Regions from separate parts of the Mus musculus genome. Here region 1 is linked to region 2. Evidence: chromatin loops called from intact Hi-C (ENCODE). Cell type or tissue: gastrocnemius. All regions are shown on one strand.

Region 1 (8,000 bases), 110 kb after region 2:
CATGCAGGCTTCACACAACTGAAGTAGACATTTTAAACGGGTACATTTTACTGCTGTATTTTCAAAGCTACAATTGAAAGAGGTGAATTCTTCCACTTAAGCCTGGCAAATTTGGTTATTCTTTTTTCCTTTTTTCAAACTATAATTACTAAAAGAGAGTCTTCTTCGCTACACAGAAACAGGCAGTAGACTCCCGAGACAGTCCAAATCCATGCTTCGAAGCGTCCCTAGCAAACCCTCTAACCACAAGGAGTGGGAAGGCCAGCTCCTGAGAGGCCACCCACCAGTCTGTGAAACGCCTGTGAACACACTTTCAAATGGAATTCACCAACATTTTTAAACCCTAGTCCGTAATGCATGCTGTTTTAATGCAAACTTGGCTCTCACTGCTCTAAAAGAAAAAAATCGGTAGAAACTGTTGCTTGTTCAAGCTCAGTGCCGGAAGGGTCCTTCAGTGAACACTTTCCCCAGAGTGGGCTGCCTTTCCATCGGTCCGTTTGGATGTCCATTCCCAAACACTAACCCCCCCGAGGCACCCCAAATAACTTAAGCCTCTTCAAAGTAACAATGACTAGCCACTTTGTGGTTTCTCTCCAGAATGACCAATGCTCAAGTGGCCAGTATTTACCTGTTCTGTTCTAATTGTTTTAGGTTGATTTCTTTTCCTAACCCTAACTCTAACCCTGCTTTCTTATCTACCTTTTCTTTTTCCTTTTTTTTTTTTTTTTTTTTTTTTTTAGTGCTGGAGATTGAACTCATGGCTTTGTACAAGAGAGGCAAGTAATTTACCCCCAAGCTAAATCTCTAACGAGACCTGACCATCTGATTTCTAGAGCTTGCTTTCTGAGTGGCTGTATAGGAACGCCACCTCCCAATCTCCCCCAAGAGAGTGGGGTACCACTTACAAATGACGAACCTTTCTTGACACAACCTCCCCTGAAACCCACAGTTCACCTGATGGCTCACTCCTGATGATAATTCGTGATTACAGGTACCCACCTGTATAGCTTCACACGGAGCAGTTCATGGCTGGCCCCCCAAAATCTTGTTCTGACTACTCATCCCTTCCTGTCCCCAACCCCTGGTGACCAGAACTTTCTCACTGCGCCAATAGTTCTGCCTTTTCTGGGAGAGGTGGGATCATACAGCACGTAGCCCCTTCAGATTAGCTTCTCCCAAGTGGATACTTTCTAAAATAAAAAGCAACATGTATTCCTAAGTGTGGGAGCTTCCGAGTTGGATGATAAATCTAAATCCACACTCTGCATTCAGTTCACATGGACAGCTGGATCATATAGGGACACAGTCTGAGTTTTGCTGAGTGACTGGAGAAGCCAACTAGGGATTTTAAATGATAATCTCCAAAGTGGAAAATTAGCTGTGGAAAATCAGGGTTTGATAGACAGCCCCCTTTCCCATAATTCCTCCTTCTGTTTCACATCTTACCTTGGTCCCCCTCCCTCCTCTCCCCACCACCATTGTCTCTTCTCAGAGCACGGGCAAGCCTGGTCCTCAGTGTATAACCAGCAGGTTATACACATCAGTGATTAAGCAAAAATGCTGCCCTTGTTTAACAAGGTGTTCTGACAGGCACCTGCAGATGTGCGTGTGTGGGGTGGGTATTAACATCCCTGAATTCAATCTAGAACCTTTAATAGTAACCAGATACTCAGAAACAAGCAATCTTTCAGAGAGATAGCAAATGCTAATGGGGGGGGGGCAAGGAAATGTCAGAATGTTGTCCTGCTGACCTGGAGACTTGGCCATTGGTCTGGGATAAGTACGCTGTGGCTAGTTTGCAAAGCACCCCTTACTCTCAACGCGATTCTGTTATTGGGGCTTCCAATCACACCAGACACATTGAGGTGAGGGCTTAAGGGTTACAATTAGGGCTTTAATGAGCCATGTACTCTCATGCCAAACGTTCAAGATTGAAAACTACTGGTCAGAAAGCCCCAAAGGCAGGGGACTGGAAGGTTCTGGAAGGCTGGGGCTGGAGGAACTGTATACAGGGTTTGTTAATAAGAGACCCATTCCCTCCTGCATCCTCCGAGCAATGCCCAACTCTCCAATCAGATCCTGGCCATTGTCCTCAGGGGCGGGGAGTCCAGTCTTGAAACCACAGGGTACCCCTTCCCCTGTCTCAAGCCACCTGGAGCGCCTAAGCAGTGCCTGTCTAAAGCCACTTCACTCATCTCTTTTCTAAGACACAAGGCTCCTAGTTTGTGGCTCTTAAGAAAGTATTCCCAAAAGAGGATCCCAACTCTAAAACTGCCTCCAAATTATTACTATTAATATTAATTATAGTGCTGCTGTTAAATATGCCCCGACAGTAACTCTATCCGACAGCATCTTAGGAAGACTCCATCTCCCTTTGTGCACGCTTATGTTTTTCACCCTCATCTCCTCTGGTCCGCAATAAAAGCAGCCCGGTTCCCAGAGCATCCAAAGTCCTGAACCCCACTCGCCATCCCTCCTGTCCCTAAACTCTTCTTCTATGCCTATGGTAGAGAAAAGCTCGCTTAGGGACCTCCCTTTCGGGGCACCATTAGCAGGGCACGAACCCAGGGTGATGCCAAACTTAGGAACCCGAGGGCTCAGGAGCCGACGGAGCCCCCGCCGAGTGGAGAGACGGCGGCCTGGCCGGCGGGTCCCCAGGCTCCTCCCCTGGGGTGGCCGAGCAGGAAGCGGGGCGGGCACGGCGCGGGGGCGCGCGGGGCGTGCGGGCGGGCGCGGGGCCCGGCGCCGGGGGTATGCGCGGGTCTGGGCGGGCAGCCCCGGCGCACAGCCGCGGCCCGGGCGCACGGCGCGGGGCGGAAAAGCCTGTTTACACAGACTGCACACCGCCTGGGGAATAATGCAGTAAAGGAAGTGAGCAGGCTCGGCCTGACTGCTCCAACTTCCTGCTCTCACACACACCAGAGGAGGGGGGGGGGGGAGAAAAAAAAAAAGAGGAGCGAGAGAAAGAAAAAAAAAAGAGGGGGGAAAATCAGGATCTCATTACAAGAGCAACAGACCGTCTGCAGACGCCTGTCAGCATGGAAAGTCGGGGGCTTTCGCCCGGTTCCTCCTAGAAATCTCCCCAAGAAGACTCCCAAACGCTCCCCCACGTCTGGGTAGGTTGCAGGACTGTTTGCCTGTTGCTCCAGCGCTTGCAAAGTTTTCTTCGGGCTATTTTTTTTTTTTAATTTTTCCTCTTTTTTTTTTTTCTCCTTTCTCCTTCTTTCTTTTCTTTGGCTGGTGGGGGTGGGGTTGTGGGCGCTGTGGGGTGAGTTGTAGACTGCGTTGGGGGAGGATGGGGGTGCGTCCCCGCGGGGGAGGATGCTGTGCGTCGCCACCGCCACCGCCACCGGCGCCACCCCGGGAGCTCGTGCTCGGGCCTGGGGTCTGCACTGCGAAGCCCGGAGGAGACACCCTGAGTGCAAACTCCTGTATCCCTGCAGCGAGGCTCCGGGGCTCTGGGATTAGGGATAGTGGTCGAAGCGGGCTGCGTGGCTGGAGGCTGGATTGTCACTGACCTCCAGCCGGGGTTGCGGTCCGGATCCCTTCAGGATGGGCACCGAGGCGCGAGTGTTCGGATTCAGGGGAGAGCACAGGGGTGGAGAGGGAGCGGAGGACTTGGGCCATGGAGATGTGGGGCCCGGGGCTACGTCCACTCTCTCTGGGCAGGTGACCCCCGCCCAGGTCACCGCCCCAGGCGCACGCCCAGTCTAATGGACATTTAAAAGCCGGCCGAGTCGGCTAGTCCAGATTCGGATTGGGGAGATGGGCCAGGCAAGGGATGAACTTGAAACTCTCAGCTCTTTAACTTCCAACTGCCTGCTGGCCTGTAATGTTACTGGAACTTTTTTTTAAGGGGGGGGGGCTTGAAATTGGGAGGCGGGAGCTAAAAATATTAAATGGTCTCTGTTTTGTTACGACCGAATCATTCCGAGGATAAGCTGCAGTTACGCGGCGGGTGGGGGTGGAAGCAAGAAAGGCTATTTCAGAAACTGCAAAAGGGGCTTTTTAGAAGGAAAAAAAAAAAGAGTGTCGGGAGAGTTTCTGGCTTGTCTGGAAACGGCAAGACTAATTGCCGTGCGCTTCCGCTTTGAAACTGGCTGCAGACAGCATCTTGAAAATGACTCACTGAGGAGCTCACAAAGAAACTGCGGCTTGCTGCTGCTTCTCAGGTTTATGTATTTGTGCCTTTTACAGTTTCCTTTGTAGTGTTTGAGGGTCCCCCGCCCCTTCCCTGCCGGCCCCCTCCAGCCCTCCCCATCTCGAAAGCCCCTCGCCGTCCTATAACTCCCTGCAGTGCTCTGCCGGAGGTGGGGAGGGGGGGGCAGTTGGGGGGGGGGCGTATGGGGGGGGGAAGCCGAGTTGTTTTTGGAGTTGGCTGGGGAGAGGGTTAAAGGGATTCTGCTGCTGCAGGGGGAAAAATGTTCCTTGAATTTTCCACTGGCTGCTGCAGGAAGAGAGAGCCCTTTAGTCATTGCTAAGTAATGTCTGCACACACACACACACACACACACACACACACCCCGACTAATCGCATTGGGAGTTTCCGCTACTCCGCACAGGAGGGGTTTTGTGCGAGCCACTGTCTGCCTGCAGACTTATTGACTTAGAGGTGCCTTCTCCACCCCTGCCAGTCTTTCTAGGGCACACTCTCAAAAAACTTGGCAGTCCCTTTGGCCATTTTGGGTCTCAGTCATGCTTTCCTGGGGGGCGGGGCTGGGAGAGGGAGAGAGAGAGAGTTGTATGTATGTTCTGTTTTGTTCTCTGATGTTCAATCAACTCTTACACAAACACACATGCCTGCCCATCCTCTCCCATCTGTTCCTCTGCTTTGTAGGGGTTGGGAAGGGGGACATGGCTGGGGGGGGGGGGGTAGGTCAGGTCAGGCTGGGAAACCTAGCATGTTCCAGGCATCTATCAGTGAGAACCTAAATCAATTTATGAGCCCTATTGCCCACCAAAATATCCACTGGTCTCCTTCCTTCTCTCCCATCCTGTGGCACACATTTATTTGGAAAAGGGTCAGTTACGGGTTTGAATTTATGAGGATTATAAAATTACAGATTGTGTTAGGAGGGTATGTAGGTCAGACAGTTAAGGAGACTGTCCATAAGTGTACTAAGAGCTTCCAGTAATGAGTGCTTGCAAAACCCCCAGAGCATGAAAAGGGATGGCCTTTCAATGCCAGATATAGAGCAGGCTCTCTCTCTCTCTCTCTCTCTCTCTCTCTCTCTCTCTCTCTCTCTCTCTCTCTCTCTCTCTCTCTCTCCTTTTAAATGTTGACTAGAAATGTGTAGAGTTACTAAAAAGGACAAAGAATTTCAGAGAACCCCACTGAAAGCACAGGGCTTCTTTCTTGCCGAGGACATGGTGCCTCTCGTGAGGACTTCCAAGATGTTACCAAGACTTCTCCTTTGGCAAATCTGTCCTAAAAAACAACCCAGCCAGCCCACCCTAGGTGAGTCAGTGGGCCAGACTTCCAAGATGCCCCTCAAACGTTTCCTAGGGCTAAATGGGTGGTCAGTAAACTGCTGGTGTTGAGTGTTCAGTAGGACCACAAAACTTCAGCTGATGGGGAAACCTTCCAGGTGCTACCATCATCCTGCAGGAGGATTCCAGAAGGTTGTGAACACTTCCTTCTAACCCAGTGCTTCTCAACCTAACAGTGCAACCCTGGAATACAGTTCCTTATGTTGTGATGAACCCCCAACCATGATATTATTTTTTGTTACTACTTCATAACTGTAATTTTTGCTGCTGTTATGAATCATAATGTTAATATCCGATATGCGGGATTATCTAATATGTGACTCCCCCAGACGGTCTCGACTCACAGGTTGAGAACCAGGTTCTGAACAGAAGGAGGGTATCAGAGTCCAAGTTGTTGAAGAATCCTGAGATCTGCTTCTGTGGTTTTCAACCAGGAATAATTTTGCTTCCTACAAGGAACACCTGTAGGGGTGCTAAGTCCACCTGGCAGAAACCAGGGATGCTGGTATTCAACCACCAGTGTCCCAGACAGCTCCCCATCGATAATCTGCAAGTCTCCCGTGCTTACGCCAAGCAGTTATTTCACCTTAATGATGAGGATGATAAACTCTCTCAGGCATTCATTCAACAAACGGACATTAAAGTCTTCAGTGGTCCCTTTGACAACATACTCTTTATGTCTGTCTCTGTCTTTTTCTCTCTCTTGATCCCCATCCCCATCCTCCAACTGTCTTCTTTTCTGTGCCATTGAATGATAGAATGGCAGATGCTGACATTGTGATGATATAACTTTCATGAGTTGAATCTTTGAACTTCCCTCAGCACCGAGTCTTCACACAGCCAGAGCCGATGCTCTTTAGATGGGAAGAGCCCTGTTGGGATGGGGAGAGTCCTTGAATTTTGACGATACCTAAGCATTTACTTAAAACCTCCCCCTTTGTCTCCTTCTGAAAGAAACCAATTAATTCAAAACTGCTAATATACAGTAAATGCAACCCTGAGGTCATACATTAAAATTTATGCTTGTCATAACTTTTTGGAACTTAAATCTCTTCCTGAAATTGGTTTTAAAGGACTTCCAAGCAGTGTGTATAATTTAAAATCTTCCTTCCCAGCGCTCAGATATGGGACTTTGTGCGTTCTATGCTACCAAACTATATTTATATAGATAGCTTTGTCAGATGTCACAGAAACATAACCTACTGGCAAGCCCAAGGCACTTAATTAAAGAATTACCCACAGATATGACTTCCTGGAGTAGTCTTTTGTTTTAAAGGTGAGTTGCCCCTTACTAATAGAGAGTTTGGGTCCTTGACATGCCTAGGCAATGGCAGGATCCTCTTTGCTTCCCAGACCTCAGACTCCTCCTCGTGCATAAAAAGCAATGTGTTCTCTGTCTGTTTGATTCTGTGCTAGCGGCCCCTTCCCTAGACCTCCTTAACTCACCTGTGTTCATGAGCAAAGGCCCTGATGTGCACCATGTGGCTTCGAATGTTACAGGCAGACATTTTTCTTTCTTTCTTTTTTTTTTTTTTTGTTTTTTGTTTTTTTCTTTTTCGAGACAGGGTTTCTCTGTGTAGCCCTGGATGTCCTGGAACTCACTCTGTAGACCAGGCTGGCCTTGAACTCAGAAATCCGCCTGCCTCTGCCTCTCAAGTGCTAGGATTAAAGGTGTGCGCCACCACCGCCCGGCTTCTGGCAGACATTTTTCATGTAGTAGTTGGCAAAGCTCCTCTTGGCTTTCGCAGGGTGACTTAGAGCCGGTTACAACCACACCAGTCACGAGATGTCTTCTCAAGGCTACTTTTTCTGTTTTTCTTGGTTGTGAAGAGTATCACAAATTACTCTAGGAAAACAAAGAAAGCCACAACGACAACAATAAACATCTCCCCCAAACTCCACTGATAACATTTTGTTGTATATTTTTGTAGTCTTTGTAAAATGTGCCTTGTGTACACAGATGTGCAGGAACATGTGTGCTCGATCGCTCGGAAGGTTTTATTTAGAGTCACGTCTTACTTTTTAAAAGAGTGCATTTTCACCCAGCACCCCCACAGAGTGCAGTTTAATGATGACGGCTGAGATTCCAAGTTGCCAGACAGTGAGCTTATGTTTATGGAGGGTGACATGATTTCGGATGAACTGGTTTGGGGTTTTGTCGTTTGGAATATCTTAAGAATGCTGCCCTCTTGAAAGACTGGGGTTCCTGTGTGCTGTGAAATTTGGGATTTTGATGAGTTTCTGTATGATTTAAGAATGAGTCATGATTGGCAGTGGAGTATCGAGCTGTAGTAACAGGAAGTGAGGGCACACTACACATCAGAGCAGAAAGCTAGAAAAGGGGAGAGAATGGACGTTAAACTGGAAAAAATATACCCTAGGCTGAGCTAGCTGTGGAGGGGAAGAAGGGTTCTCGTAGACAATCTTTGTTTCTTGCTATATCTCCACTTTCCAAACTTTTGCTGTTTTAAATTTGTTTTTGTTTTTTTCAAGCTCAATATTACTATAGC
Region 2 (8,000 bases):
CTCCCCCTCCCCCTCCCCTCCCCCTCCCCCTCCCCCTCCCCCTCCCCCTCTCTCTGTGTTAGTATCAGTGCAGGTCATAGTTCAAGTATAGAGGTCAGATGACAACTTCCAGGAGTGGGTTCTTTCCACTTTGTTTTTGAGACACGGTCAGTCTCTTGTTTTCACCACTGTCCAGGAATTTCTGGCCCACTCTCCCGTCTCCATCACTCATCCCTTGAGTTTGGATGGGTGCGGGCATCCAAACTCAACTCCTCACGCTTGTGCAGCCAACATTTGCTGACAGACCCATCTCCTCAGCCCAGAGTAGAAGCCTTTTGCTGTAACCCTCCTGGAAGCGGTGAAGAAATTCTACAGAGAGACATGTGCGTCCTTACCCCTGGCTGTCTGGCTCTTGAGATGCTATATACCAAGGAATTGGAGTTTCCCTAGGAATGGCACAGTGGGAAGGGGGAGGGCTGAAGCCAGGTGACAGCTAGAGGAGGATCTTGTCTACCAGGGAGGGAATTCCCACGGTTCTGATAACGTGTTGGACCAGCTTGAAAGGTGGAAACAGGCTGAGACAAGGTAGGTAGTCATGGGTAGCACTGACCAGGATTGCTTAGTTATGCGTACTTCTTGCCCTCTGTTTAAACCTAAATCTCATGTCTGGGCCCCAAAGATAGACTTGAGGAGGTCACTGGGCCTCATTGGTGTATCCTCTTAGTGTGGCCATATTGGATAAATCTCCTTTTTTTTTTTTTAAAAACAAAACAAAAACAAAAACAAAAACAAAACCTTTTTACCACTACATGTGGCTTTAATATTGAGGATAAGTGGCTGAGCTTAGGTGTTAAGGGTGACAACTCTAGTACAATCATTGTGTCCTTATGCTGGTGACAGAGGGATAAGTCTTGTTCCCCCGACTCCCCCCCCCCCCACACACACACACGTGGCAGGAGAAACCCCATGGCCTCAAGAACCTTTTATAAGATCTTTCATCCCACCATGATAGAGAACCCTTACTACCTAACCAAAGGCCCCTCACCTCCTAATACCATCATAAAAAATTACATTTCAATGGTTATTTCAGTGGGTATGCATTTCATCCATAGCCATATGATAGCTATAGCTTGAATTTTTAGAGCACATTTTTATACTGTTTTTCATGATGACTGCACCAATTTACATCCCCACCAACAGCGTGCAGAGAACAAATATTTTTATAGCATAACTGTATCCCATGCAATATTCAAGATGCTAAGCTATACTAAAACTGGCCAACCTTTATTTAGAATTCCAACTTCAGGGAGCATCCTGAGTTTTTGATTTGCCAAGGCTGGCGGGTTGCCTCCACCAAGGGATTCTCTGAAGTTCCAGCTGTTGGGCTTCCAGGTTCTGCCAAGGCTGTGAATTAGAACGGTCTCTCCTGGTGCTGCGGTTCCATCAACCCCAGGTAGCATACTCAGACTCTTAAATATCACTCAAGTTTGTCACCGATGGTCAGGGATCTGGTTTTGTTTACAGGTATCCTGCTGGTGACAGCAGTAACTTCTTCAATAAGACACCCACAGTGGCAAACAGCCTGCCTCATCGAACCTTCCAGATAAAAACAAACTGCAATCCGCTCAGGTAGGAAAGGTGCTGAACACAACTCAGGCCTGGTAACCTGACTCCTTAAGAGAACTTTGGGGCATGAGCGAGCGAGGGCCTGGATCCTGTAAGGAAACTGCTCAGGCAGTTGATCAAAGGTTGGCCATTCTGATTTTGCCATTTCCTCCCTCTTTTGTTCTGGGCTTTCTCAGACAAAGGCAAGTTCTGAGAGGAAGAAGTCAGACCACAAAGGTTTTGTAAATAGCTAGAAACTCTACCCAGCTGGGTTATAGTCCCTTGGCTGCAGCCTTAAAAAAGACCTAGACTCAAGTAATGCTCTGCAGAAAGGAAGGACCTGTTGGCATCTCACCCCTGGATAAAGTGGTTGAGAAAGTGGGCTCAAAGTGCTGGCTGCCTAAGCCGGAGTTCTATGCCTAGAGCAAGTATAAAAAGCCAGGCAAACCCGTGCATACCTGTCACCCCAGCACGGAGGAGGCAGACACAGGAGGATTCCAGGGGGCTTGCTGGCCAGACCGAATAGCTGAATCAAGGTCTGGGTGGGATTCTGTGTCTCAAAAATATTGAGAGTAAATGAGGAAGGCACTGGGCGTTCACAGCCTCACACCTGCATATCAAGCGCGCATGCGCGCTTCACAGAGCGAGAGAGATGCATACACCCGAAAGAAAGGGTTAAAGAGCACCTCTTTGCCTCACCTAGCCCACATTCAGTCCTGCTTCGTTTGCTTAAGGATGTGAGGAGATTGAAAGACTCGAATCTGGGTTGATAACTATACTGTGCCTATCTACCCTGACAATGCAAAAACACCCACCCGAGGCTGGGGTGGCAGGCGGTCTTGTTCGTGTCTCCCTTGATGGAGGCAAGCTGCCAGAACCCCAAACACACACAATACATTGGCTTCAGCTCAAAAAAACCCATCATTCATTGCCAACAACGTCCCCCACCATCACTGCCCACCCCTTCCTGGAAAAAGTGATGGAGAGAGGGTAAAGTCGGCCAACGCCAACACCACCTGGCCTCGCAGCGGACCTGGATGCTGGTCCGGAAGCCGCTCTGTCCCAGTGCATAGACTGAACCTCAGGGATGTGCCCTGGGCAGCAAACCCTTCTCACAGTATTCTCTTCCTGAGGGGTGGAGGAGTCACCTCTGTTGACTTGGGCCTCTCTGACCCGGGGCGACATGGGAAATGGAGGCCAGGAGGGTGACACTGGGAGGCTGAGCTATGAAATGCCACCATCCGGCATAGGGAGGGATGCATTGTCCCTGAAAAGGAAGGGCCACTTCCCACCACACCTAGCCACTGTACAACCTGATCAGGGCTCTTAAATCACTTTAAAAATACTTTGGAGAATGTAAATCGTGTAGGTATTTTGCTCGAATGTATGTCTGTATACCACTGTGAGCCTGGTGCCCTCAGAGGTCAGAAGAGAACACCACCCGGAACTGAAGTTACAGAGAATTATTAGCTTTCAGGGGGGTCCTGGGGATCAAACCTGAGTCCCCTGGGCAGTCTTAACATCGGGGATATCTCTTGAACGTGTAGGAGATTTTTCCTTTTCTTCTCCTTTTCAGCAATGGGGTAGGTGGATCCAAAAGCATACTCAGAGAGTTTCTTGTTAAATGTGTCACGCTGAAAGTTCACAGGGACCCCAGCAGTCATGGACTGGAGGTTGGGCTCTGACGGAGGCTCTCTTACTCAGATGCACGGTAAACAGAAGTTCTCAGACATCTGTGTGGTACTTACCTCTTCAGGGGCTTCCAAACCCCACAGGAAGGAGAACACGGATGAGATCTGGCTTCCCTCAACATGCCACCGCAAAGACTGAACAACCTACCTCCTCCTCCTCCTCCTCCTCCTCCTCCTCCTCCTCCTCCTCCTCCTCCTCCTCCTCCTCTTCCTCCTCCTCCTCCTCTTCTTCCCCCTCCTCCTCTTCTTCCTCCTCCCTTCCTCTCCCCACCTTCCCCTACAAATAACAATCTAAACAAACAGCTACTTAAACAACAGGAGAACTAGACAACAATCCACAGCTTTCCTTCTGTGACAGACCTGGTGCTGGAGACATTGGACCTATTGATATGACATCCAGGAGACCCCAGTTTGGGGACATTGGACTTACTGATGTGACATCCAGGAGAACCCTGTTCCTTCTCTCATTTCCCAAGTTGCTCTCTGTGGTGAATCTTCCATGGGTCGCTGACACAGTTCTCCTCAGCCCTTCTGTTAGTCCCTTGTCTTGCTTCAGTGTCACCCTCAGAGAAACCTCTCTGGACACCTCTGCCTTTGACTAGCCTTTTGGTCACATGGCTTACTGTTTTGTTCCCATTTAAATGTTCTCTTAATTATGAGACAATGCATTTAATACATGACTGCTTCAAGGAAATCCTTTCCATGTGAGTTGAATACCCCTCCCCACCAACCAAAAAGGCACAGTAAACTGGGTAGTGGTGGTGCACGCCTTTAATCCCAGCACTCAGGAGGCAGAGCCAGGTGGATCTCTGCTGGTCTACAGAGTGAGTTCCAGGGCAGCCAGGGCTACACAGAGAAACCCTGTCTCCAAACAAACAAACAAACAAATAAACAAAAAGCAATTTAAAAAACGCAGTAACCTATTGGCCACTCCTACTTCCAAATATTTCCTTATTTGGAAATAGGGTGATTATAGATTGTAGTTAAGATTAAAGATCTCTCTGGACAAGAATAGACCCTTAATCCAGTATTACTGGTGGCTTTATAAGGAGACATCTAGGAAAGAAAAGAAAATACAAAACCATTAAACTTTGGCACTCGGGGAGAAAGCCACATAATGACAAAGGCAGGAGGCATATAGTTTCAAATAGAGCACCGCCACCAGACTCTAGCAGGAAGAAGGAGGGAATTCCCTCCGGTGTTCTCAGGAAGTGTAGTGCTGACAACACCTTGACTTGGGATGTCCCAGCCTTTAGAAAGGACACATTGTGATTGTTTGTGTTACTTAATGACAAGAACACATTCTGAGCAAATGGTGCGTTGGTTAGCTATATGCAAGTTGACACAAGCCAGAGACATTTGGAAAGAGGAAACTTCAACCTGAGAAAATGCCTCCAATCAGATTTGGCTTGTAGACAAGTCTATAAGGTATTTTCTTAAGTAATGATTGATGTGGGAGGGGCCATCTCTAGGCAGGTGATCTTGGGTGGCATAAGAAAGCAAGCTGAGCAATTTAGTTAGGGGAGCAGGCCAGTCAGCACTGTCCCTCCATGGTTGGTGCTTAAGTTCCTGCCCCCGGGTTCCTGATTTGAGTTTCTGGCTTGTTTTCCTCTTTATTGGACTGTAACCTGCAAGCCAAAGAAACTCTTTTGTCCCCAAGGGGCTTTTGATTATGGTGTTTTAATATAGCAATAGAAACCTAATTAAGACAAACAGCTGATTCCATTGTGTAAGCATCATTAAGTGTTTTCACAAAGACCTAGATGGAATATGTCAGCCATTTAACAAGGACTGTGTCTTAGCTGGGGTTTTATTGCTATGAAGAGACACCATGACCAAAGCAACTCTTACAAGGGACAACATTTAATTGGGTTTGGCTTACAGTGTTAGAGGCTGAGTCCATTATCAGCATGGCAGGAAGCATGGCAACATTCAGGAAGACATGGTACTAGAGAAGGAGCTGAGAGTTCTGTATCTTGATCTGAAGGCAGTCATAAGGAGACTGTGTTCCACAGGCACCAGGAGGAGGGTCTCTTCTGCATTAAGGAGAGCTTGATCCTAGGAGCCCTCAAAGCCCACCTACACAGTGACACATTTCCTTCAAACAGACCACACCCACTCCAACAAGGCCACGCCTCCTAATAGTGCCACTTCCCATGGGCCAAGCATATTCAAACCACCACAAGTGGCAAACATGAGATGTATGCAGTTGTTGACAGCATCCCATGGCATCTGCCTTACAGTACGTTTTAATATACACAAGTGGAAGGAGATCACTATAAAACAACAGTAAAAAATATAGCATAACAAGCCCCTTCCGCTCCACTCGAGCCCCGGGCTACCTTGCCAGCGGAGTTGCCTGACACCCGCAAGGGCCCACACAGGATTCCCCATGGGATCCTAAGACCTCTGGTGAGTGGAACACAGCCGGCCCCAATCCAATCACGCGGAACCTGAGACTGCGGTACATAGGGAAGCAGACTACCTGGGCCTGACCTGGGGCACAAGCCCCTTCCGCCCCACTCGAGCCTCGGGCTACCTTGCCAGCGGAGTCGCCTGACACCCGCAAGGGCCCACACAGGATTCCCCATGGGATCCTAAGACCGCTGTTGAGTGGAACACAGCGCCGGCCCCAATCCAATCGCGCTGAACCTGAGACTGCGGTACATAGGGAAGCAGACTACCCAGGCCTGACCTGGGGCACAAGCCCCTTCCGCTCCACTTGAGCCCCAGGCTACCTTGCCAGCGGAGTCGCCTGACACCCGCAAGGGCCTACACAGGATTCCACAAGGGATCCTAAGACCTCTAGTGAGTGGAACACAACTTCTGCCAGGAGTCCGGTTCGAACACCAGATATCTGGGTACCTTCCCTGCAAGAAGAGAGCTTTCCTGCAGAGAATACTCTACCCACTGAAACCAAGGAGAGTGCTACCCTCCCAGGTCTGCTTATAGAGGCTAACAGAGTCACCTGAAGAACAAGCTCTTAACAGAGACAACTATAACAGCTAGCTTCAGAGATTACCAGATGGCGAAAGGCAAACGTAAGAATCCTACTAACAGAAATCAAGACCACTCACCATCATCAGAATGCAGCACTCCCACCCCACCTAGTCCTGGGCACCCCAACACAACCGAAAATCTAGACACAGATTTAAAAACATTTCTCATGATGATGATAGAGGACATCAAGAAGGACTTTCATAAGTCACTTAAAGAATTACAGGAGAGCACTGCTAAAGAGTTACAGGCCCTTAAAGAAAAGCAGGAAAACACAGCCAAACAGGTAGAAGTCCTTAAAGAAAAACAGGAAAACACATCCAAACAGGTAATGGAAATGAACAAAACCATACTAGAACTAAAAAGGGAAGTAGACACAGTAAAGAAAACCCAAAGCGAGGCAACGCTGGAGATAGAAACCCTAGGAAAGAGATCTGGAACCATAGATGCGAGCATCAGCAACAGAATACAAGAAATGGAAGAGAGAATCTCAGGTGCAGAAGATTCCATAGAGAACATCGACACAACAGTCAAAGAAAATACAAAATGCAAAAGGATCCTAACTCAAAACATCCAGGAAATCCAGGACACAATGAGAAGACCAAACCTACGGATAATAGGAATTGATGGAATGAAGATTTTCAACTTAAAGGGCCAGCTAATATCTTCAACAAAATAATAGAAGAAAACTTCCCAAACATAAAGAAAGAGATGCCCATGATCATACAAGAAGCCTACAGAACTCCAAATAGACTGGAACAGAAAAGAAATTCCTCCCGACACATAATAATCAGAACAACAAATGCACTAAATAAAGATAGAATATTAAAAGCAGTAAGGGAGAAAGGTCAAGTAACATATAAAGGAAGGCCTATCAGAATTACACCAGACTTTTCACCAGAGACTATGAAAGCCAGAAGAGCCTGGACAGATGTTATACAGACACTAAGAGAACACAAATGCCAGCCCAGGCTAATATACCCGGCCAAACTCTCAATTACCATAGATGGAGAAACCAAAGTATTCCACGACAAATCCAAATTCACACAATATCTTTCCATGAATCCAGCCCTTCAAAGGATAATAACAGAAAAGAAACAATACAAGGACGGAAATCACGCCCTAGAACAAGCAAGAAAGTAATCCCTCAACAAACCAAAAAGAAGACAGCCACAAGAACAGAATGCCAACTCTAACAACAAAAATAAAAGGAAGCAACAATTACTTTTCCTTAATATCTCTTAATATCAATGGACTCAATTCCCCAATAAAAAGACATAGACTAACAGACTGGCTACACAAACAGGACCCAACATTCTGCTGCTTACAGGAAACCCATATCAGGGAAAAAGACAGACACTACCTCAGAGTGAAAGGCTGGAAAACAATTTTCCAAGCAAATGGTCTGAAGAAAGAAGCTGGGGTAGCCATTCTAATATCGGATAAAATCGACTTCCAACCCAAAGTTATCAAAAAAGACAAGGAGGGACACTTCATACCCATCAAAGGTAAAATCCTCCAAGAGGAACTCTCAATTCTGAATATCTATGCTCCAAATGCAAGGGCAGCCACATTCATTAAAGACACTTTAGTAAAGCTCAAAGCACACATTGCACCTCACACAATAATAGTGGGAGACTTCAACACACCACTTTCATCAATGGACAGATCGTGGAAACAGAAACTAAACAGGGACACAGTGAAACTAACAGAAGTTATGAAACAAAT

Evidence for each region. A loop is a pair of places that touch in the nucleus more often than their neighbours do. Peaks named below come from ENCODE experiments on the same cell type or tissue, not always from the same donor. Only the 100,000 strongest peaks of a DNase experiment are listed, where the experiment ranks them.
Region 1: it touches region 2 in a loop (2.3-fold over the local background); 3 of 42 quality-filtered maps call a loop at or near these places.

What each region holds. Positions count from the first base shown.
Region 1 is chr10:93,305,868-93,313,867 of GRCm38, reverse strand. Elk3 (ELK3, member of ETS oncogene family) reads left to right here and starts at 2,709. Exons shown (of 5, transcript NM_013508.2): 1 at 2,709-3,116. In gastrocnemius, no CTCF peak of the experiment used is centred here; DNase peaks (open chromatin) are centred at 2,731, 3,061, 3,530 and 4,577; H3K4me3 peaks cover 6,080 bases; H3K27ac peaks cover 6,569 bases.
Region 2 is chr10:93,413,583-93,421,582 of GRCm38, reverse strand. No RefSeq gene overlaps it. Among named protein-coding and RNA genes, the nearest start is that of Gm40742, 13 kb to the left of the region's middle. In gastrocnemius, no CTCF peak of the experiment used is centred here; no DNase peak of the experiment used is centred here; H3K27ac peaks cover 4,125 bases.